Linked DNA regions of Homo sapiens: regions 2 and 3 are each linked to region 1. Evidence: read pairs that join two places in POLR2A ChIA-PET (ENCODE). Cell type or tissue: MCF 10A. All regions are shown on one strand. Links, peaks and the distances in the headings refer to the core of each region. The heading gives the core; the rest is flanking DNA.

Region 1 (7,600 bases), core at 1,196-5,195:
TTGCCAGGGAGCTCATGAAAAGAATGATCTGCTAGCCACCACGGCTTGCTTCGTGGTTACTTTGCATATCACAAAGAATGACGTAGAATTTTCTGAAATTAATCCTGGCAGTCCACGATTTAAATTAATGCAAGGGATAGTAAAATGTAAAAAATCATAATATAATTCTGAAAGATGCCATCGTTCCTTTTTAGAAGATTATAGGAATATAGACTTGTATATGCATAAAATACATTATAATATAAAATAATCAGTATTAGGGAGTCTTTTGAATTTCAATAAAAAGACAGAATTACAAAAATACATAGTATATTAGTGTGTGTATTGTGTTTGCATGTTTGTGTACGTTTGTGTGTTTAGGTGTGTTTTACATAGCTAGCCTCCTTTATCTGAATGTGGTATGGGGTATGTGTCTGTGATTGCCTATGTGTGAAATACATTTGTATACATCAATAACAAGTATTTATTAAGTATATAATTGATCATAAGCAATAATTCTATTAAAATGACTGCTGATATAGTACTTTAACTTTCAATATTTTTCATGTCTACTAGCTAATTTTATCTTCATAATAACCTGTGAGATAATTAAGTAATACTGTCTTCAAAAGATTGTGAATAGGCTATTTTTTCTTATTTAGAATTCTACTTTTTCTCTTCCTTATACCAAGAATTGGTTGAGCTTTATTATTGCAAAGTGTTTTTCCACCCCCTACATGTGGAGCTATTAAGAGGGGCTCAGTGGTCCTCAAAGCTACAACATACCGGATTTAGGATTAAGTCACATATATATATATATATGCATAATATATATATATATATATTATGCATATATATGTGCATATGTACATAAAAAAGTGTTAAGATTTCAAGATTAAAAGGGTATTTTAATAAGAATATCTAAGACCAAGGTGATCTTGTCTTGTTCCTATGCACTTCTTCAGACACTCTCCATTCACTGTGAGGCAGTCGTTCAGTATTCAGGGATCTTATGGGTGATGGTGGCTGCCATCCCCCACCCTCACCAAAAACACACTGCTTAGAGAATGTGCCACACTCCAACTGTTTTCACAAATTCTTTATCAAAAATTTCATAGTGCCCTGATTTTGCTAAATATTAGTTTGCTCCAATCTAATAAACTAAATGCTAAGGTACAAATTACCATGAACTGTTTGATACACCAACTCACTTGAGAAAACTGCATCTACCAAAGAAACTTGAGAGGCCACAGCTTCCTATTTAAAAGAGTAATTAGAGTAAGCAGAGCTTCAGACACTGTGGCAGAAAAGCAAAGATCTTCCTGGTACTTATTCAATCACAGCTCTTATGGCAACGAAATCTGCTTAGGTACATGAAAGCTAGGGCAATGTGTTGCCTGGGTGTACTTACAGGTCACCATGAATGAGTCCATAGATCTGTGACATGCTCTGATGATAGATTCCTTTCAAAATAACTATGAGGAGAATCACCACAAAAGCTGGTAGTCCCCAACTCAGAAGGAAAAACAGCAGATATCGCCTCTCTGTGTGCTCATCATTCATCACCAGCACGTACCAGAAATTCACAGACTAAGGAAGAAAACAACATAAAATGAACAGGCTCTTCTTTAATGGCACAGAACACAAACTCTACTGGCTTAGGCAATGTTACCGACCAACAAAAGGCCAGGATCTACTTAATAATTAGTTTTGATTTTTTTAAGTTAGTTCATACATTCATTCTTTCATAACAATTTCATTCTTATCCAAGAAATTCAGGATACCTCAAAATTCTGGAAACACAGGGAAATATTTAGTTGATTTGCTGTATTTTTTATTTGCCTTAATTTGCTCTGATTTACTCTCAGTTACAATCTTCTATGACTGTTTTGTAAACGTGTCTTTGAAGAAACATACTCTGATATGCAAACCTACTTCCCACATTAACTTCCAGGTGATAATGAAATAAAAAGCCCTATATTTTCAAGCTTTTTGACAATTTTTATTTATTGAGGGCCTATCATATGGCAGGGCCAGATACTGTTCTAGTGGGGAAATAACGTTGAAGACAACCTTGATCTCAGTGTCCAGTGGAAGGTGTAGACAAATAAACAGAAAATGATCGCACAGAGAGAAAGTACTATAGTGGTGTTCATTTTGTGGTCCATGTTTCCCAATTTATACTCTCTCCCTTTTGTTCATTCACATGACAAATATTTATTGCTTACTAAATTTCACAGACCAGTGTAGGTGCTGGGGATACAGCAGTGAAAGAGATGGGGTGGTATTTACTTTCTTGAACCTTAGTTTCCAAATAAGTGGGACACAAATAATTAAGGGCAATATTTCTTTTATATTATATTTACATCACATCTTATATCTGTTATTTCCTACTGAGATAAAACATATAAATGGGACAAGTGTGTAGAGTGAAGGGGGATGAGGGGACACATTAAATAAATAAGAGTAAGAAAACTGAGGCCTATAAATGCTATGTTGGCTCCAAATCCCACACCTAACTTGGATCTAAGTCTTCTAGTGTCTTCTTTCCATAAGGAATGCTCATATTTAATTATCATTTAGTACAGTAACAATATTGAATGCCATGCCATACATATTTCAAACAGTAATACTTATTGCCTGGATAAATCCTCCTTCTCAATTTTGTATGGTAGAAAGAGTGTGAGTATGAATGAATTATATATTATGTCTATATTATTATATGTCTATAATTCATTCATACTCATTAATGTTATACTTTAAGTGGATAATCTTGGGCAAGTCACAACATTTTCAGAGCCTCAGTTGCATGTATACAACAAGGTTATTATAAAGATTAAATGAGATGTTACATGTAAAGTGCTGAGCACATACATAGTCAATGCTGGAAAATGTGACTGCCTCTTCTTAAATCTCTTATTAAGAGGTCAGACAGTGTGAAAGACAAAAGATAAACACTTTTCTATTTGAAAAATAAGCATTCCTAATGTTTGTGGGAAGGCTTTCAGATGTTTTATTTACTGAGGCTTCTGAGTAAGATTGTATCTGTACCAAATTAGCCTTGAGGGATTAGTATTAGGCTAAACCAGGGAAGGATAAAAATGTTTGGTTACTTAGAGATTTGTGTCTCTGAATTTTATTTCCTGCCAGCACTCCATATCTCTATGTACATCTGCTTATATCTGTAATTATGAAGCATGTTTTGAGTTGTTGCTTATGTAACTTTGTTCTAATTCATTTTTAAAAATTACTAGATCCAACTTTTTTTTTCTTTCTATAATTAATATAGGGATGTGGACTCAAATAAGCGGGGTTGTGTAAAGTGTTGTTGCTGGGGTAATCAATACTGCCTGTTAAAGAATGAAAATTCATACAAAGCAAGAATCATTGATTAATCCATCTTCTAAACAAAAGTACTAATTATTTATGTTGGATAGATGCTTGTGTGCATCCATGTGACATCGTAACTCGGTGGTGCAGTAGGTGGAAGAGTCAAGGAGGAGGGTACAGATTGCTAAATGACTCTAAGCTGATTCACCATGATAAAGATTGAGACATTTTCAAAATGTCTGCTTTTACGCAGAAGGACATTAGTTCCATCAGTCAGAATTACTCAACCTGTCAGCAGCTGTCTGGCCTTGACCACAGGCTCAGATAAGACTGAGACAAATGTAATTGTTAGATTTATACATGCAGTGCTTCTGTCCCAAAGAGCTCAAGGCCCAGAGTGGCTGAATTACTGAATACTTGATTAAGTAAAACAAGCTTCAAATGTCATAAGCTTTTGCCAATTATAAATAAAAAATAATTTAAATTTCTTCTTAAAAGAATATGATCACTGAAATATACTCTAGAGAAGTATTTCCCATAATATATCATTTTTAAAGCTATGGACTAGAAATACTAGAATGTAATGGAACAACATTTAATTATTTTAGAAACATTACATAGGCCAAACGTAAGATTTGTGTTGACTAGCTCATTTCAAGTTTTACTTGAATTTTATTTTAATGTAGTGTGGTAGGCACATTTTTGGACAAATGCCTAGCTCATGAGCAGCCCTTTTCCAAACCCTGCCTCTCTAACCCTCCTCCCACCACATGCAGAGTGCGCTCAGTGTGCTCTGTGTACTCCCTGACATTGCTCCCCTGGCCACAGCTGATTTAATCAGGGGAGAAGCCTGGCCCGGCTGAGCCAATCATCTACACTGAATTCCTTGATGTTCCATGAGTGTCTAAGCTGGTCGACTGAAGTAAGTGGACATAGAAAGGGCGTAGCCATGAGGGCAGTGAAGCAGAGGTGTGTTAGTAGAGAAGAATGCTCACAGTCCCTGTGAGGTCTAACTGTAGTTACAGTTCTTAGGTTCAATGAGTTATCCAAAATGCCTTTACAATTTCAATGTTTGTTTACATTAGCTCAACTTAGTTAACTTAGTTTTTCTTTCTTCTTCCACCCAAAACTTGAATGAGATGTATTAATGTATTGCTTTCCCAAAGCAGTGGTGTTAAAATCTCTAGTTACTGCCATTTTTTTTAAAAACCAAAAGAAGATGGTGGAGCATTTGACTATACAATATGTCCTCACTTAATACCATCAATAGGTTCTTGGAAACTGCAAAATTAAGCAAAACAAAGTATCATGAAACCAACGTTACCATAGATTAACTGATACAGAAAAGAGTTAAGTTCCTATGGCATGTTTCTGGTCACAAAACAATGACCAAGCTTCTAAATAAAGACCTAAATACTTCTCATATTAAACAATGAATTAAGTGTGACCTATACATACCTTTAAGAAAGATGGATAAGAACAAGTGAGATGATTATTTTTACAAAATTTTTTTTTAGAGACAAGGTCTTGCTCTGTCACCCAGGCTGGAGTGCAGTCGCATGATCATAGCTCACTGCAGCCTTGAAGTCCTGGGCTCAAGCAATCCTGACACCTCAGCCTCTCAAGTAAGTAATTTATCCAGGTTTTGGTGAATCAATGAGTGCCACTGGTTGTCATGATGGTGGGTTAAATCAAGGAATCAATGTTTGCACAGTGAAAATTGTCAGGAGCACCTTCTACCACTAGGCATGTCAAAAACAATCACAAACATGGCAGGCTCCCTGTGCACTTCTGTACAGCATTGTTTATTGTCCTGCATTTACATGATTTACTTTCTTCATATACTTTATAAATTTTTATTTTACAATAATTTGTATTCACTTATTCATTCATTTTATAACCTGCTTATTCCAGTTCAGGGTCAAGGATGACCAGAGCCCATTCTGGCAGCTCAGGGCACAAGGCAGGAACCAGCCCTGGACAGGATGTCATCCCATCACAGGGTGCACTCACACATACACACCCATGCACATGCAGAGCGGGAACATCTAGACATACCAATTAAGCCAACGTGCACAGCTTTAGGATGTGGGAGGAAACCCAAGTACTAGAGAAAACCCATGCAAACATGGGGAGAACATGCAAACTCCACTGTGAAAAGAAAATAAATCTTGGGGCCCCCAAATCACTAAGCTAAAGGGAAAAGTCAAGCTGCGACTGCTTAGGGCCAACCTGCCTCCCATTCTATTCAAAGTTACCCCTCTGCTCACTGAGATAAATGCGTATCTGATTGCTTCGTTTGGAGAAGCTAATCAGAAACTCAAAATAATGCCTCAAAAAATGTATCTTCTCTACCTATGACCTGGAAGCCCACTCCCCACTTTGAGTCTTCCCACTTCTGCTTTGGGTTGTCCTGCCTTTCCAGACTGAACCAATGTTCACCTTCCATATGTTGATTGATGTCTCATGTCTCCCTAAAATGTATAAAACCAAACTGTGCTCTGACCACTTTGGGTACATGTTATCAGGACCTCCTGAGGCTGTATCATGGGCGTGTGTCCTAAACCTTGGCAAAATAAACTTTCTAAATTAACTGAGACCTGTCTCAAATTTTCAGGGTTCACATCTCACAGAGAGTAACCAAGGCTAGCAATTTATTTATTTTCTCATCAATGTTACAATAAAACGATATTGAATGAAATGATATTACTTGAGGACCTGTTGTATTCCTTTCCTTGAAATCACTGTTCTTCCTTCATAATCTAACTTAAGAGTATTAACAGATCATTATATTTGCACAATAATTTAATGTTAACAGATATATAGCAAATGTGATCTGTGTGCCTGATTGACTATGCGTTTATCCAATGTGGAACTAACAGAACGCAAGTCAAAGGGTGTCGCTCACCTAAATATGCTTCATGCTAACTAAACATAGCTTACTGTTCACTGTTTATCTTACACGTTTTCTGCTAAAGACTGTACTAAAATATTCAATATGTAGGTCTCTATTTACACTTCTGTTTCTAAGCTTTTAAAATGTTGTTAGAAGGATCTTATAAACTATCTTAAGACCACCCACCCTCACAATGTAGTCATGTCATTTTTAGCCGAAATGTTATTATGCCCAAAGTTAACCAACTAAATTCATCCTACTTGACTGTTTCTACATTTCATACACACTCCGAATACAAAGTTTCCTAGCATTAAGGTCATTTAAACAGATACGATATAGTCTCTGAAGACAAGTCCAAAAAAATTCCAAAATATTTTCAGCATTATAAACCACCAAATTTGTCAGTTGGAAAGAGACAATTAAATGAAAATTTTTTTAGCTTAAAAATCAGTGATGTTACTAAATAGTCTCATCTTTAATAACTCTAAACATTAGTATATTAGAGCTACCATCTTCTTATTTTCATTGTTGCTTATCAGGAAAGATGATGTACTCTTGAATTCTCACACTTCTCACAATTACCAGCATATCATGATCACCTAGGTAACTGTACTTGGGAGTACCTAATTGAAAGCCCATTTTAATAAATGTAAAGAAAACTATGTAATGCTATTTTTGAAAATTTCCTATTACAAACACAATCTATACAAATACGGAAAAGGAAGATTTGCAAAGGACTCATCCAGAAGTAAAGGTCCAGGTGAATAATAAGTTATATAGATGTTATATATTTTTTAAAAATCTACAAAATTCAAAAGGACATGATTATTAGTAACTTGATTTGGGTCTTTGACATGGTTCTGCAATGGATAAACTGCTTTTTGGCCAATTTCACTTGGCTTCTCTGGGTTTTAATTTCCTTCTGTGGTAAAAGGAGAGGTTACATTTTTAGTTATTCATAATTTCCTAACACTGTGATTGATTATTGCAGAAATGACAATTCTTTAAGTAAAAACACTAATGGCATGGATGTATGCAGACTATGTTTTTTTAGCAGCAACACAGATCTTACAAGTCATCTTACCATGCCCTCTTATAAGGAAACTGAGGCAATGAAAGAACAGCATAGCTTTTTCATCTTCTGGTTAGCTATAGAACTGGGAGTGCAACATACTCCAAACTGCCTTGTAAAGGCTGATTATATTTAAGATTTATTTCCATATAAATTGACACAAATAGGCTGGGCACGGTAGCTCACATCTGCAATCCCAGTACTTTGGGAGGCCAAGGTGGGAAGACTGCTTAATCCCAGGAGTTCCAGATCAGCCTGGGCAACATAGGGAAACCCCGTCTTTACAAAAAATACAAACAATTAGCCAGGCATGATGATTACAT
Region 2 (7,600 bases), core at 1,895-5,894, 75 kb before region 1:
ACACTCTTCTAGCACACTCTTTAGACATAAAGTAGCTTAACCTAATTAACTAGTTAATCTTTACATCTCTTTGGTAGGGAGCCAAGGGGCTATGGAACTCCAAAAAGAATCAGACAGAGATTTCACAGCACATGGTGGTCACAACAGCCTGAAGAACCAGCAAGAAAGAAAAACAGCTGAAAGCAAAAGGGATAGAAAAACAGAGATCTGTGATATTTAGAAGCCTGGGCTGTTCAGATGCAATGTTCAGAAGCAATCTGAATGTTGCAGAAAAGGAGAGCTAGCAGTAAAGTGACAGAGGATACCGCAGATCTGCAGACTGGCCAAACGAGATGGGAAGGAAAGTGCTGGGGTGCAGTGGGTGTGCTACGACGTTAATATTCAGTTCTGCTGCATCTAAACAGCTGTTGAAGGAATAAGGTTTCTGTGTGAGTGCAACAGACATATTCCACAGTGACCTGTGCTACTCAAAGTTTCTGGAAAGGGGGACCCCTGTGCTACATCCTCCACCCCCACTCTCCCAGCCACAGATGACTAGTTCTGAGATGAGCACCTGCCTCAGAGACAACGATTCTTGCTTGCCCCTGACTTATAATTTGGTGACTCTGCTCTAAAAGCTGAGCTGAGCCAATCTGTCTTTTGCCCTTGAGAATTTGACAGGGACAGTTGCACATTATTGGTGGACACTAGAGTTGATGTCAGGGCAAATGGCCATATTGGAGCAAACAAACAAATCTTCAGAATAAATGAACAGAGAAAGGGGAAGAGGAAGCAAGAGAAAAGGGGAGAGAAGAAGAAGAGGGTTCAGATGCAAGTAACAACACACAAATGAGAGACTCTGTGGTCTCTAAAAGAAGAACAATGTGGCTCTGGTTTCTAGCATGCTAGTTCTAGGTTTCCTGAGGTCCAACTGTACCACTTTTGAATATCCACGGGAATGCCTGTGGTATACTGCTATACTCCCACCCCCCTTCAACTTGAAATAACTCTTGTGGATTTACCTGCAACTACAATGACCATAGTTAAAACATAGCTAGTGAGCAAGTGATAGAGAGAAAAAGGGAGTGAACACACAACTATTCTTTAAACAACATTGCTCTTGAAGATGCACAGGATCACTATCATGTCTACCTGTTTTAGAGCACACTCCACACCATGGTGAGAATTGCTAACTAACTCTACATATTGACAAATCCCTCAAAAAATGCCAAAGGACCAAGGAACAAGAATTGGGCTCATTTTTAAGTGCTTAAAATGTACTTATATGCTTATATTGCTTGAAAAGATTGAGGAAAGAAAAATGGACACATTACAGCAATATTATTTCATCTAATTCGAAAAGAGCAGGTATTTGATTTCATTTGATATTAAACTAAGATTTTGAAGTAGTCAGATATACTGGCTACATTAAAATACCACCTTATATTGTAAATAATTAGCTCTTGGTTAATAAGGAAGAATTGCCCACATCCCTGGCTCATTAAGGAGTTAAATATATTTACATATAATTCCAAAGGCAAATAATGGACTCCAACTATTAGTAGGTTAAAGTCTTTTTCCAAGAAACTCAAGTCTGAGCAGCCTGTTCCCTAAGCAACTTGATAAAACTGCTGAAATAAATCCACTGGACACCGCTTGCCAACTTCATTCCAGGTAGGTTCCAGTGAATCAAGCCCCATCAGCATTTCATCAGAATAAGGTCAGGCTGACTTGTTATTTTTTGTATGTATGAATGCTCTATGTTCTCTCATAAAACAAAATTGTTTGGTACTGGAAAATATCGTTGTCCTAGAGTATTCAAGGTGTCCTGTTCTTACCTCTTGCTCCAAAAAGAGGGCAAAAGGTGCCTGGAAAGAAAAGGCTGGTTACCTAATGATTTTCTAGAAAAGGGAGAGTTTCTAGCCTTTCAGAGCCTGCATTCTGGATGGGTCTATGCCCAATGAGTGTCACTCTTGGCCACTATTCATGTTGTAGATGTCTGACTGGCAAAAAAATCCTCACAGCAATGGTTTGATTCCTCAAAAGGGCAAAAATCATTTTGTAGAAGGATAATTAAACGTTTAATTATTCATCACATTTTAGAGAACAGTAGCCACATTACACTGACCTGGAAATTAGCCCCATATGTGGCTTTATGTGATAGTTACAAATGCTCCAAGAAAAAACTTCTAGAGCATCCCCTGCAGGGGTGAACATTCAGTCACACCCATATTTGCCATCTTTAGTCACATTAACATTTGCAGCACATTGCAATAACTGGTGATCCTAAATAACTTAAAACCATTAAGAAATCATCGGTTAAAGTTAGTCATACTCTGTTTAAAATACACTATACATTTCTTTGCACTATTATTAAAATTTTAATCATGAAATTCTGGAAATAGTAAGGTAACTTTCAATTATTAAGAAAACAGTGGCTTGGTGTGGTGGCTCATGCTTGTAACCTCAGCACTTCGGGAGGCTGAGGTTGGGGGATTTCTTGAGGCTAGGAGTTTGAAACCAGCCTTGACAACATGGTGAAACCTCGTCTCTATTAAAAAAAAAAATATATATATATATATATATACACACACACATATAAAATTGCCAGGCATGGTGGAGTGTGCCTGTAGTTCCAGCTACTTGGGAGGCTGAGGTGGGAGGATGGCTGGAGCCATAATCATGCCACTGCACTCCAGCCTGGGCAACAGAGTGTCTCAAAAAACCAAACAAACAAACAAGCAAAAGAACCAAAACTGCTGCCCCGCCCCCCAGCAACAAACAAACAAACAGCAAGAAAACAGTGACAGTGTGAGTAGATGAGGTTATATGTCCATCATTTTAAGGTTATTATCTTAAGTTGTAGATGACTTATGTCTCAAATCCAATACTCAGCTCTGTTGCAGAGCCCATTTCAATCCTGGTATCCTAATTTTTTAATTGAATAAATATGTAAGGACGTTGGTGTTTGCTGTGTAATGGGTTAGTACATAAAAATGTACTAAGATATCTAAACCCTAAATATGCTCATATTGGATTGTTGCTAGTCTATGATGTTACTATTAATTAGTATTTATTTATCATTTTTATGTGTCCTGCAATGTTACAGTTAAAACTGGAAACTTAAGAAATGTAAAAGGCCAATATGCAAGGGATATTTGATAAATGTTAAAAAGAAATATGGGCCAAAAATCTGGAGAAAACTTGAGATAGAGGTCATGAATTAATTTCAGAAGAGGAAAGTAAAACTAAAAGGAAATACAGGCTAAAATTTTATCCACTTTATGGGGAATTCCCAATATTGAGGGGGAAATGACACATTTCACTTTCCCTGAAGCTTTGAAGTGGTAAGAATTAGATCATACATATGTAGAGGCAACATTTTAAAAGTCCCAATTTGAACTGCCCTAAACTAGACACGTCTAATGAGCTAGATAGACAGATGTCAAGAGAGCTCCTTTATGATTTTTGTAAAGAAGCTTCTCAAAAGAAAATGATCTTGCTGTTGAGGGTATAATGTAGGGGGAAGGACAGAGTGAGGAGAAGCCTTTTACTGATGGGTTAGAATAATTCTGCTTGCAAAAAAAATACTGGTAATAATGAAGGCTCTGAGGCCAGATATTTGGAAGGATCCCAGGTACACCTCTTATTGACTTTGCAACTATGTAGCTTCTCCACATACTCAGTATGTAGCTTCTCCACAGCTCAGTTTTCCAAAAAATAAAATAGGGAAAACAATGGCATCTACCTTACAAGAGTGCAGTGAGAACCAAATGAGTGAATACATGTAAAGGTCTTGGATCAGAGGCTGGCATGCCGTAGGTACTCAATAAAAGATAACCATGATCACTGTCGTCTATTGCTAAGCCCAAATCCTCCTATGTATACAGTATACAAGATTTAATTTGCATTAAAAAAGAGAAGATACCAAATAGTAGAGAGGAAAGTGTGAACATTCATCACATTTATTTATGTGTCAGAGAAAAGTGCTGTGCAGTATGAGTTCAGTGAAAGAAAACAGTGCCTCAGTTGGGGTAGTCAGGAGACTTTGTGGAAGAGGCAGGTGAAATCAGCTCTTTCTCTCTTGAGTTCTTTACCGATCAGCAGGTGTGTAAGGTGACTCAGTCATGCAATTATGATTGTCTGCCTGTGTCCACAGCACGTCCGCATGAGGGGAAGGAGGAAAACTTTCCCTTTGCTACTTTTCCTCATGACTCATGTGTGTTTCTGCAAAATCAGTGTTGAAACTTGGTCCAATTTGAAAAGTCAAGGTAATGATGGGTCATTCAAAAAGAGGCACGTAATAAGGAAGCCCAACATGACACCATCACACCACCAGTGACTGACAAACCAGTCTGGCCAGTGGTGTTAGCAGCAGTAAATTGACTATTGGTTCAGGGGCTTTTCTAGGGATTTAAACTTAGGGTTTCTTATCTTCCATACTACTGTCCCACTCCCACAAAGCTTCCAAAAAGAGGGCAAAAGATGCCAAAAAAAAAAAAAGGTCAATTACCTAACGATTTTATGGAAGAGGGAGGGTTTCTAGCCTTTCAAAGCCTGCATTCTGGATGGGGTGACTGCTGGAAGATCTCAGTGTTGACTATTGGAATGCAGGCCACTATTAATATCCCTGCCATTCTGAGCTGCCCATTAGAAAGATAACAGCACTTCCTTCTTTAAAAAATAAGTTCCTTCATTGAATCTGAGCACTAGAAGGGATAGTAGAGGTCATGCCACCCTCCCTCCAGCATGATGGGTGAAGAAACCAAGTGCAAGGACTTCTGAGGCCTGCCCAGCACCTGACTGTTTAAACTCCTGGTCAGTGCTATAATGAGGCTTCTCAGCGTAAGTCAGACTCCATGGAAAAATAACCTAAAATGTTTTCAGGGACCATATTCTGCAAATAATCTAAAATCCCTTGTTAAGCAAATGTCTGAAACATTTTATTCTTTGCATATGCATTCCCAGGGGTTAGGGGACTATTGAATAAATCAAGTGTTTAGTGAACATCACACTAAACATGCTCATTCCTAAGTATAATACTCACTAGTAATACCTGGGCAGCACAGACACACGTATTCCTTCCATAAAACAGTTTTCAAAGACACCACACATCAACATTTTTGCATAATACAAAAATTCATGTAAAATAATACAACTAATTCCGTTAGAAGGAGAGAGAGCAAAGCTAGGAGGAAAGAGCAATGAACCCAAACCAACATTCTGTCACTCACAATCCCCTCTCCCACCAAGGCCCTTTCCCCATCCAAAAAAAATTGGCTTCAGTTGAAAAATATTTTATCATAAGGAATTTATTTTTGTCAACAGGATGTTCCTGTTATTTTCAAGTCTTGTAGTTTCAACAACAGGATTTCAGGGCAGTGAAATAAAATAGGAACAGCAGAGTAATTTGAATTTCTGAGCATACTCATGCATGTATAAGAAAAGTCCAAATAGTCTAAAACTGGCTTTAAACAATGTAAGGCTGTCTCCTTATGCACTTTCTAAATTTCTTCTCATTAAAAAAATGATGATCTAATAGACAGTAAATATTTTTGACTGATATTCTTAAGTTTTTAATTGTAGCCAAACTTCTTAATTGTGGAGCTGGGCCAGCTAATATCTTCAAACACTTCCCTTTATGATGGTACAATAGTTTATTTGTTCTTTTCTTTATTTTTTTTCTTTCTTCAAATAAATCTTGCATGTGCTACAAAATGGAAATAATTTAAAAACACACTGAAAATTCAAAAGTGTGATATCCATCCCATTTGGGAAGGTATCATGTGCTTTTAAACAACACAATTTTCGTAAAGGTCAGGGCTGCTCTTCCTTACTCATATAGTTGGCCTATTACCTAGGTGTGTGGAGAGGAGTCAGGAGAAAATATTAGGTTGGTACAAAAGGAATTTCCATTGTTGGAATTTGCCATTTGATAATGGAATACATTCTTAAATAAATGTGGTTATATTATACATCATTTTAGTGGGCATTTCTCGATTTATGGTTTTTTTGCTAATGACTTATTACTTGCTGTTTGTTTTATGTTTATTTTAGACTATGGAGATTATGTTAGACAAAAAGTAAATTCGAGCGATTTTCTTATTCTAGTTCAAAATATCTCATAAAGCAGTGGAGACAACTTGCAACATCAATAATGCATTTTGGCCCAGGAGTGGCTAACATATGTACAGAGCAGCGGTGGTTCAAGAAGTTTTGCAAAGGAGACGACAGCCTTGAAGATAAGAAGCCTAGTGGGCAGCCATCGGAAGTTGACAATGACCAAGTGAGAGCAATCATCAAAGCTGATCCTCTTACAACAACACAAGACGTTGCCAAAGAACCCAATGACGACCATTCTACTGTCATTGGGCATTTGAAGCAAATTGGAAAGGTGAAAAAGCTGGATAAGTGGGTGCCTCATGAGCTGACTGAAAGAAAATTCAAAAAAAAAATTGTCGTTTTGAAGTGTCATCTTCTCGTATTCTATGCAACAACAATGAACCATTTCTCAATCGGATTGTGATGCGCGATGAAAAGTGGATTTTATAGGACAACTGGCGATGACCAGCTCAGTGGTTGGACCGAGCTCCAAAGCACTTCCCAAAGCCAAACTTCCACCAAAAAAAAGGTCATGGTCACTGTTTGGTGGTTTGCTGCTGGTCTGATCCACTACAGCTTTCTGAATCCTGGCGAAACCATTACCTCTGAGAAGTATGCTCAGCAAATCGATGAGATGCACTGAAAACTGCAACGCTGCAGCTGGCATTGGGCAACAGAAAGGGCCCAATTCTTCTCTACAACAATGCCCAACCACACGTCGCACAACCAACGCTTCAAAAGTTGAATGAATTGGGCTCTGAAGTTTTGCCTCATCTGCCATATTCGCCTAACCTCTCGCCAACCGACTACCATTTCTTCAAGCATCTCGACAACTTTTTGCAGGGAAAATGCTTCCACAACCAGCAGGATGCAGAAAATGCTTTCCAACAGTTCATCAAATCCAGAAGCACAGATTTTTACACTACAGGAATAAACAAACTTATTTCTTGTTGGCAAAAATGTGTTCATTGTAATGGATTCTATTTTGATTAATAAAGATGTGTTTAGTTATAAAATGATTTAAAATTCATACTTTTGCACCAACCTCTAAATTAAAGACTTGCTTAAAGATTCTGTTGCCTGTTGTCACATAGAACAGAGACTAATCTCACTGGGTTGGATTATGTGTGGAAATACACCAAAACTCACCACTGTCTGGGTCATTCTGAAGTGAAGAAAAGAACATGATAATTTCACAAAACAGTGAGAAAGTGAAGAGCTTACCGATGTGAACTCTGAATCAGATAGCCCTGGCTTTGAGCACCAGCACTGCTTTTTAATAGCTTTGTGACTATGGGTGAAAGAAATTACCTGTCTGAGCCTCATTAGCCTTATTTGTAAAATATAAATAAAATCTATTTTTTCCCCCATAAATTTGTTGTGAGGGATAAATGAGGTAATCAAAGTGCTTAGCATATACCTAGCATGTGATAAGGAGTCAGTAAAGGACAGCCATTATTATCATTAACTTTAGTATGCAAATTGGTTTAATTTCTTTGCTGTAACACTGTAATGTCTA
Region 3 (7,600 bases), core at 1,895-5,894, 95 kb after region 1:
TGGCCAGAGCCAAAGTCAATTGGGTAAGTTTTGATTAAAGATTATGGATAGAAATAAGCTGTGTTTTGGACACTTCCCAAGGACATGAATGAATATAGAAAAATCATTTAGAATTAGTATATCACTCTATTACAAACTGGATTGGAATTCTCTTTTGCGGTATAATGAATATGCTTCATTAACAAAAATATATAATTCAAGAATATACAAACTCATATTTTGTAACAGAAAACAGACCACTGGCTAACTGGAGATAGAAGAGTGGGGGTGAAGGATTAAAAGGGGTAAGAGAAAACTTTTGGGGTATCCTCATTACCTTGATTGTGCTGATGATTTTTAATGGTATGTATATATACATATATGTCAAAACTTATCAAATTGTACACTTTAAATGAGTATCTTTGTTTTTCCAATTTACTTCACTAAAGTTTTTTTAAATGTATTTGATTAATGGATCCATAACTGACCTAATTTTCAAATGGTTATGATTTTCAAATTGCCAGGCCTGAATGACATAAGACTTTGTTCTTTGGGATCTGGGAAATTAAGAAAACCATACTTTTATCACATATTATTCTATCTTCATATCAATGAAACAGTCTCATAAATTATTATAACACTGTGTTGGACAATTTGAATCAGAAAGTACTAGAACAGAACAAATTTGAAAATTTCTCAAGATAATAAAAGTTTATTATATGAAACATGTTAAGAAATATGATGGAAAGGTGACCTCACATTCACATGAAATTTTGCAACATTGAGAGAGGTGAGCACTTCAAAGCAAAAGAAGTGGATAAATCTACACTAATGATTTTTTAGTTCCATGAAAGATTCTATGACACTTCCCCTTGAAACTAGAATCAAGAGTTCTAGTCAATTTTTTCAAAAGAATCCATCCTTTAGTCTTTACATTCTAAAGGATGAAACTTAAAGTGCATTTTCTACTCTGAACTCATAACTTTTCAATAGAGACTAAAGAAAAATTACCTAGATGAGGTTATACCATATATAATTTGTCCATGTTAGAACCAAAGTTTCCATATTAACTACATTAATAATTACAAATATATTACTGCTTCCCCAAATTAAATATTACATATTTACATGGATAAGCAATGATAGCAGGCGGGTTTATGACATTTGCTTCCCTTCATTGTCAATAACATTTCACCTATTTTAATGATATTATCTAAAACAGAAATTCTTCTAAAAGTGAAAAGAAAGGAACTTTTTATGCTATAGCCAAGTAAAATTTTATTGATCTAATTAATTTTGTAGTAAAACATTTTAAATATGATATTCTATAGGATATTTTATTGTTTTATCATCACACCATAATTGATGAGATGATTATCAGTACCTGAAAAAGTTTCTCCTTTTTGCTCCTATTATGCTCCAAATATATTTTTCATGTTAGATATTATTTTCATTTTCCCATTTATACTTTTATAATTAAAGTTTTACCGTAAGTAATTTGCTTCCCTGCACATACTAATTTTCTTAATTATATTTAGAATATAGCTATCACTTATCAGTCATCTATAGGAAGGTGATATTTTCTTAAAAGCTATTTCGATATTACCTTTCAGTTTGTGTTGTCTAACACCCCTATAACATCATTACCCCAATACACACATCTATTGCTAACTCCAACACACACACAAAGAGTGAGAAATACAAAAGTATGTCTAATCAAAAGGAAGTCTAAATGCTGGCTTTTATATAATATATATAAATAATATATATTATAATATAAAATATAAACAGCTACTCATCATCCAAATTAAAACAATAAAAATTTTCCATATTTTTTCAAACTTTTTTGTTTAAAGAAAAAAAATGTTACAGATGCATATAAACCCGCTCTCCCATTCCATTCCTGCTCCTTCTTCCTAGAGGTAAAAAGTGAATTTCCTTTTAATTTCATATGCTCATATCCACTGTCATACATTTTGTTTTGTACAAAGTATATTAATTGAAAACTCCAAGAAATGCCAATTTAAAAAGATTTTCAACTTTACTCTTTATCAGGGAATGCTAATTAAAATCAGCAGATAAAAAATAGTAAAAAAATCTGATGACACGAAGTGTTGAAGAAGATGAGGATAAACAGTAATTTACATGGCACTGATAGAAATATAAGTTGTTACAATGTCTTTAGAGAACAATTTAACAATTTGGGGGCCAAACTGAATATATCCTTATGCTGTGGCCCAGAAATTACCCTTCTAGACATTTACACATGAAAATGTGTCACATTTATATGTAAGGAGGCGTGTAAAAGGGTCATGTTAATAAATGGAACACTTGTATAGTGTTTCTTATGTGACAGGTACTGTTTAAGTCTTTCATGTGTTTTTACTCTGCTATCTTCATAATATGCCTACCTCATAGGAAATATGCTTCATTTAACAGGTGGGTGAACTGAGCACTGGGTTTTATGACTTGTCAAGGTCCTGTAACTAGCAGTGGTAGAACTACAAACCCAAGCAATCCAGCTCTGGAGTCAATGTTGTTAACCGCTGTGCTGTATTGCTCACTGAAACACCATGTGTAAGAGCAAAAGGGTGGAAACCATTCAGAGTTCATCCAGACAGGAAGGAATGAACACACAATAGGACCTTTATACAGGGCAGAATAGCCTTTCAAATGCATAAAACAGACCTACACACAGCTAGTGTACATTTCAGAAACCTAACATGGTATGAAAAGGTGAGTTGCAAAAAGATTCACACTGTGTAATAACTAAAGTCACCCTTATGATTTATTTTCAATAGCTAAAATAGCTAAAGCAATCTTAGACTATATTTAAAAATATGGAATCAAACAAAGAAAGGGATTCCTTTTTTCCCTCCTTGGGGTTAAGGATTGATCACACCTAAAATAGTGTATCAATATAATGAGCTGCAAGACTGATCAACCAGACTGGGTTTAGGAGTGAGCAGCTGGAATGGGCAAAGGTTTTGCAGCTGTATAGAACAAGTGTGCAAAGTCTCTCAAGTAAGAGAATAACTATTTATGTGCAAGAAAGAAACTCAGTCTCCATCAGCCCTCTCTTTCTCCACAGGCTTCCTATCAAATGTGTCAGTACACACTTTTGATAGGGCTTATCTGTTTGACTTAGGACAATTATCCTCATATGAAACATTAACAAATGGTATCACAACATCATTTAACTTGATATACATTAAATATGGTATTCTCAAGTACATGGAAGAGTATTGATAACAAATTATGCACAAAAAAATTTCATGGAAAATTATATAATAATTTAAAAATCTGGCTATTTTTATCTGACCAAAAAAGGTGAAAAAATGAGGAAAAAATAAAATTGCATAGTTTTTATATTGTTGTAGATGAAAGATTCACCAGAAGTTTCCCTCTTACTGTAACAGACTATCAACAAAAATGTATTAATACCCTGTTTAAGAATATATACTTAAGGGGATATTCTAGTAGTGAAAACAATGGTCTGTACAAGGAAGAGCCCTGAGCTCTTCCTCATTCCCTGAATAAGTCTTCTCTATAATGAGGAGAGGCCTGTTAAGAGACCACAATGCTGATGTTAATTCAACTAAACCATCAACCTCCACAGAGTAGGTTCACTTTGTATGAAAAGCAATTAATATTTAAAAAGGTCTCTTTTCAGAGAAGACAAACCTAATAAAGACAAACACTTAAAAGATCAAGGGGCTAAACTGAGCACTGACGCACATGGCTAAAATGTTAGTTTTCAAGAATACTTAATGGACAAACAAGTGGGGGTATATTAAATGTTAATTACTCTTAATGTTAGCTCTTGAAAAAATGCTTGTTTGGGTGTGGTAACTCTTTTTGAAAAACTTGTTGGCACTCCAGTGTAGACCTTGCTATGATTTCTTTCCAACATTGTACACACCTTATTCAACAGACAAATGACTCATAGAAGGCCACAATCCAAGATTTGATAGTCAGCATTTAGCTTGCTAATGATATCCCAGATGTAGCCACAGTTTCTACTATGAGAAAAATAGTAGACAGAGGATTACACTATGGCTCCTATATTTCACTAGAGTCTGTTTTGCAGGAATAGTAAAAATACAGTGAAAGGAGTGTCAGATAAGGTAATGAGGAGAAAGGCCACAGAGGGGTTGTGAAAAGTATGCCAACATCAACAGTTGTTACTCAATATTTGTACCACTGAACCTGAATAAGCCAAGCATAGAAGGTGAAAATGGCTAGATAAGAAAGGAGAAAACAAAGGCAACTAATATAAAGTTGACTAAGCAAATCTGCAGTACAATGATAAAAACACCAAATGATATATGATATCCAACATCAAATACATTATCCATTTGTAAAGTATGAAGGCCCATTAGTCATTTTTTCCTGCAAAGTCCACAAGCACATTTATATGTTTGAATGTATCATTCCAACTTTTGCCAAGAATGTATTATTTTGTTTTTAAGCACTTTTGCCAGCCAGAAGATATTGCTATTTTATATTTTAGTTACCAATTTTTAATACAATTTTATGAACACCTATGATTTTATGTCCTAATGATGCAAATGCAAAAACAAAAAAAAACTTTTTCTCTTTAAGAACTCACAGTGCAGTAATGAGGCAGAAATCTACATAAATATTTCTGCTTAAAAATGAAATTATGCTATCACAGAGTTATATGGTAGTCAGTTTTCACTTTAGCTCACTCTTCCTTCTAGAGGGAAAACATTATTTAATGCTACTCTGTTCCACTAGTCAACATAAATGTGACATGACAGATCTCATACACATTGTAGTTTGATACTGTAATGACATTTTCAAGCATATATGATTTTAACAGAACAGGACAATATTCAAAATGGTGAAATTTGGGACACACAACAAAAACAGGAATTAAAGAATACTTTTCATTTTATTTGCTTTTATAATCTCCCTAGAGTTAGACTCTGTAGGGAAATGCCTACTTTATCTGTGTATCTGAGATCAACCCTGTGTTCTTTTTCCACATAAAAGAAAAAAAATTAGTTACTGTGTCTAGAATCCTGACTTAAAAAAACTGTGGTACAAAAATGCTATTGTGAATTATACAGCTAAAGGAAGCATTGGCTAGTAAATGTTATCAAAGATTGACATATAATCTGCATAACAGCATGAGAGAGGAGGGACAAGGTAGAGTTGAACTATTACAACTCCATGTTAGGTTTTAGTTTTTAGGTTTACACTTTCGCTATCAAATTTGTTATTTTTTATTATAAAATCTCACCCAAATTGTTTCCCATATAAACACTTCTTGGCCCTACACTGAAGACATTCTTGGCCTTGTATTAAAGACAAACAAATAAAACTTTAATAAGTAATAACAAATATGCATTCAGTGCTTATCATTCATCAGGCACTGCAGCAGAAAATGAGTGCACAGCAGTGATGAAAACAGCCATGGTTTTTGCCCTCATGGAGTGTATCATCCATGAGAAAACAGAGATGAATAAGTCAAGAACCACAACATGCTGAGTACTATAGAGAACAGGAAAATGAACTGAGAGAATACAGTCTGTTGGAGAGATGGGAGGATTAAATAGAGTGAAATAGAGTGATGAAGCCCTCCATAAAAGGCGACATTTAACCTGATCCTTGAAGTGAGAGAAGGAACCTCTGATACAAACAGCCAAGGATCAGTGAAAAGAGCATGCCAGGCAGAGACCACGGCACCCACAAAGGTTCCAAGGCACGACAGCTTCAGGGAATGAAGGCAAGGTCCGTGTGGTGTGGGTGGTAGATTGGTGATATGGACCGGAGCTGGTGATACAGTCTTAACAGCCATATTATGATGTGGAATTGATCTTGAAGAGCAGTGGAAAGCTGTAAAAGGGTATCAATAGAGGACACGCATGACATCTTTAAAAGATGACACTGGCTCCTAACTAGAGAGCAAACTGGTTGAGAGAAGAGGTGAAGCAGGCAGATCAGTTAAAAGACTATTTCAGTTGTCACATAAGACGTGGTACATTTGGCAAAAGGTAGTAGATGGATTCGGAAAAAAGGAGATGAACTCATGGCATCATTTAAAGGTAGAATTAAAAGAATTTGCTGGCACACAAAAGTCTTGCTGGTAAGCTGAATACACTTATAGCAAGGAAAGAATAATGCTTGAGAAACTCTGTGAATGATGGCCCCAATTATTAAGATATGGGAAACTGGGAAGAATGGTTTTCAAGCGGATGTTAAACTTGTCATCTGGACATGTTAAATTTGAGATACCTGTGAGACATCCAAGAAGAGCTATCAAGGAGCAACAGAGTATATAAGACCAGAGCTTAAAAGAGTGGTTTACGGTGGAGATAAAAGTTTGTGAGTCACGAAGTATACAAAAATGGTTAAAGCTTAACGCTATGGCTAATGATGAGATCATTTATCGAGAGAGTATGGAGTAATATTTCTATAATTTTAGTATACAATTCCTGAGGAGATTCTGATTCAGTATGTTTGGGGTGGAGGCTTTGAATCTGCATTTTTATTAAACTCTCCAGGCATGTCTCATCCCAGTACTTTGTTAAATACTGCTATAGAGACAGAAAATAAGTGAGCCCACTAGTGAGCTGACAACCTCTAGCAGTTGGTAGTTGGCCAGGAGAGGAAGAGTCTGAGAAGCTGAAGCCAAAGACCAACCAGGAGTGGGTGATCTATATAATTTTTTGAACCATCTTCAGAAGGAAAATAAAGGTTCCCGACTATTAGGTAATACTAGTGAGAATATGATCAGAGTTCCTTTGAGCAATTTCCTATAAAATAGTGCCAATAGCCAGCCTCCAGAACGATAGGTTGCTGCAAGCTCTTGATGCTGCTCAAAAAATATGGATTATGTCAGCAACAGGATCATTGGTGCCTTCTAAGTACAACTATTAATCCTGCTACACTAAAATCAGGGGAGGACATCACGGGATTAGTATTCGATATTTTAAAGTTAATGAGATCTTGATCCAGCCACTTCCATATACTGGGAGTGGGTAATGAGCAACATCACCACCCTCCTTCCCTCCCTTCCTTTCTTCCTCCCTCCCTCTCTCCCTCCTTCCCTTTCTTCTTCATGTTACATGCAGTAGCCTCAAGACCCGAGTATTAAGCAACTCCTTAAAACAATAGGCTAAGAATAAAAGGGCCAGACAAATTATGGGGCAGATTCATTTCTATCTCTTCCTCTAACCAATATCCTGTTTCCAACCCCTCTCCTGGCACTCCTTATCTCCACAGTATTTTAACTGCTTAGAACTGTCACCTTTCAGTCCTCACCTTGTGCCAGACAAATTAAGCTTCAGAATGCTTCCTTCCATCTCCTCTCAAAGCTTATCACATTTCACCTAGGGTTGTGTAATAACCATTTGATCCATAAACTTACTATATGCTGATGGGTTTGTTATTTCCCACAGATTTTCACTTTAACTGGAGGTTTTGTAGAGACAAACTTTAATTTGAAGGAGTTAAGCTAAAGTTGGAATATTTCCATATCATTATGGAGAAGATGTAAGTATGGAGAAGATAATTTAACAATCCTTAGTCATCATCCAACAGATTGCTATCTGTTTCATCTATAAAGTCCTGAGACTTTAAGAAGTCTTTG

The links. Peaks named below come from ENCODE experiments on the same cell type or tissue, not always from the same donor. Only the 100,000 strongest peaks of a DNase experiment are listed, where the experiment ranks them.
Region 2: POLR2A ChIA-PET joins it to region 1 with 5 read pairs; 3 of 35 experiments call an interaction of 5 or more read pairs at or near these places.
Region 3: POLR2A ChIA-PET joins it to region 1 with 5 read pairs; 2 of 35 experiments call an interaction of 5 or more read pairs at or near these places.

What each region holds. Positions count from the first base shown.
Region 1 is chr5:90,979,313-90,986,912 of GRCh38, reverse strand. It overlaps ADGRV1 (adhesion G protein-coupled receptor V1), which reads right to left. Exons shown (of 90, transcript NM_032119.4): 85 at 1,391-1,569. Among named protein-coding and RNA genes, the nearest start is that of LUCAT1, 330 kb to the left of the region's middle. RefSeq lists a silencer at 3,527-3,821, cis regulatory regions at 4,867, 5,055, 6,432 and enhancers at 4,795-4,939, 4,983-5,127, 6,360-6,504. In MCF 10A, for the core only: no CTCF peak of the experiment used is centred there; a DNase peak (open chromatin) is centred at 3,562.
Region 2 is chr5:91,055,345-91,062,944 of GRCh38, reverse strand. The region is part of intron 85 of ADGRV1 (adhesion G protein-coupled receptor V1); the gene reads right to left. Among named protein-coding and RNA genes, the nearest start is that of LUCAT1, 260 kb to the left of the region's middle. In MCF 10A, for the core only: no CTCF peak of the experiment used is centred there; a DNase peak (open chromatin) is centred at 4,184.
Region 3 is chr5:90,885,327-90,892,926 of GRCh38, reverse strand. The region is part of intron 83 of ADGRV1 (adhesion G protein-coupled receptor V1); the gene reads right to left. Among named protein-coding and RNA genes, the nearest start is that of ADGRV1, 330 kb to the right of the region's middle. In MCF 10A, for the core only: no CTCF peak of the experiment used is centred there; a DNase peak (open chromatin) is centred at 3,926.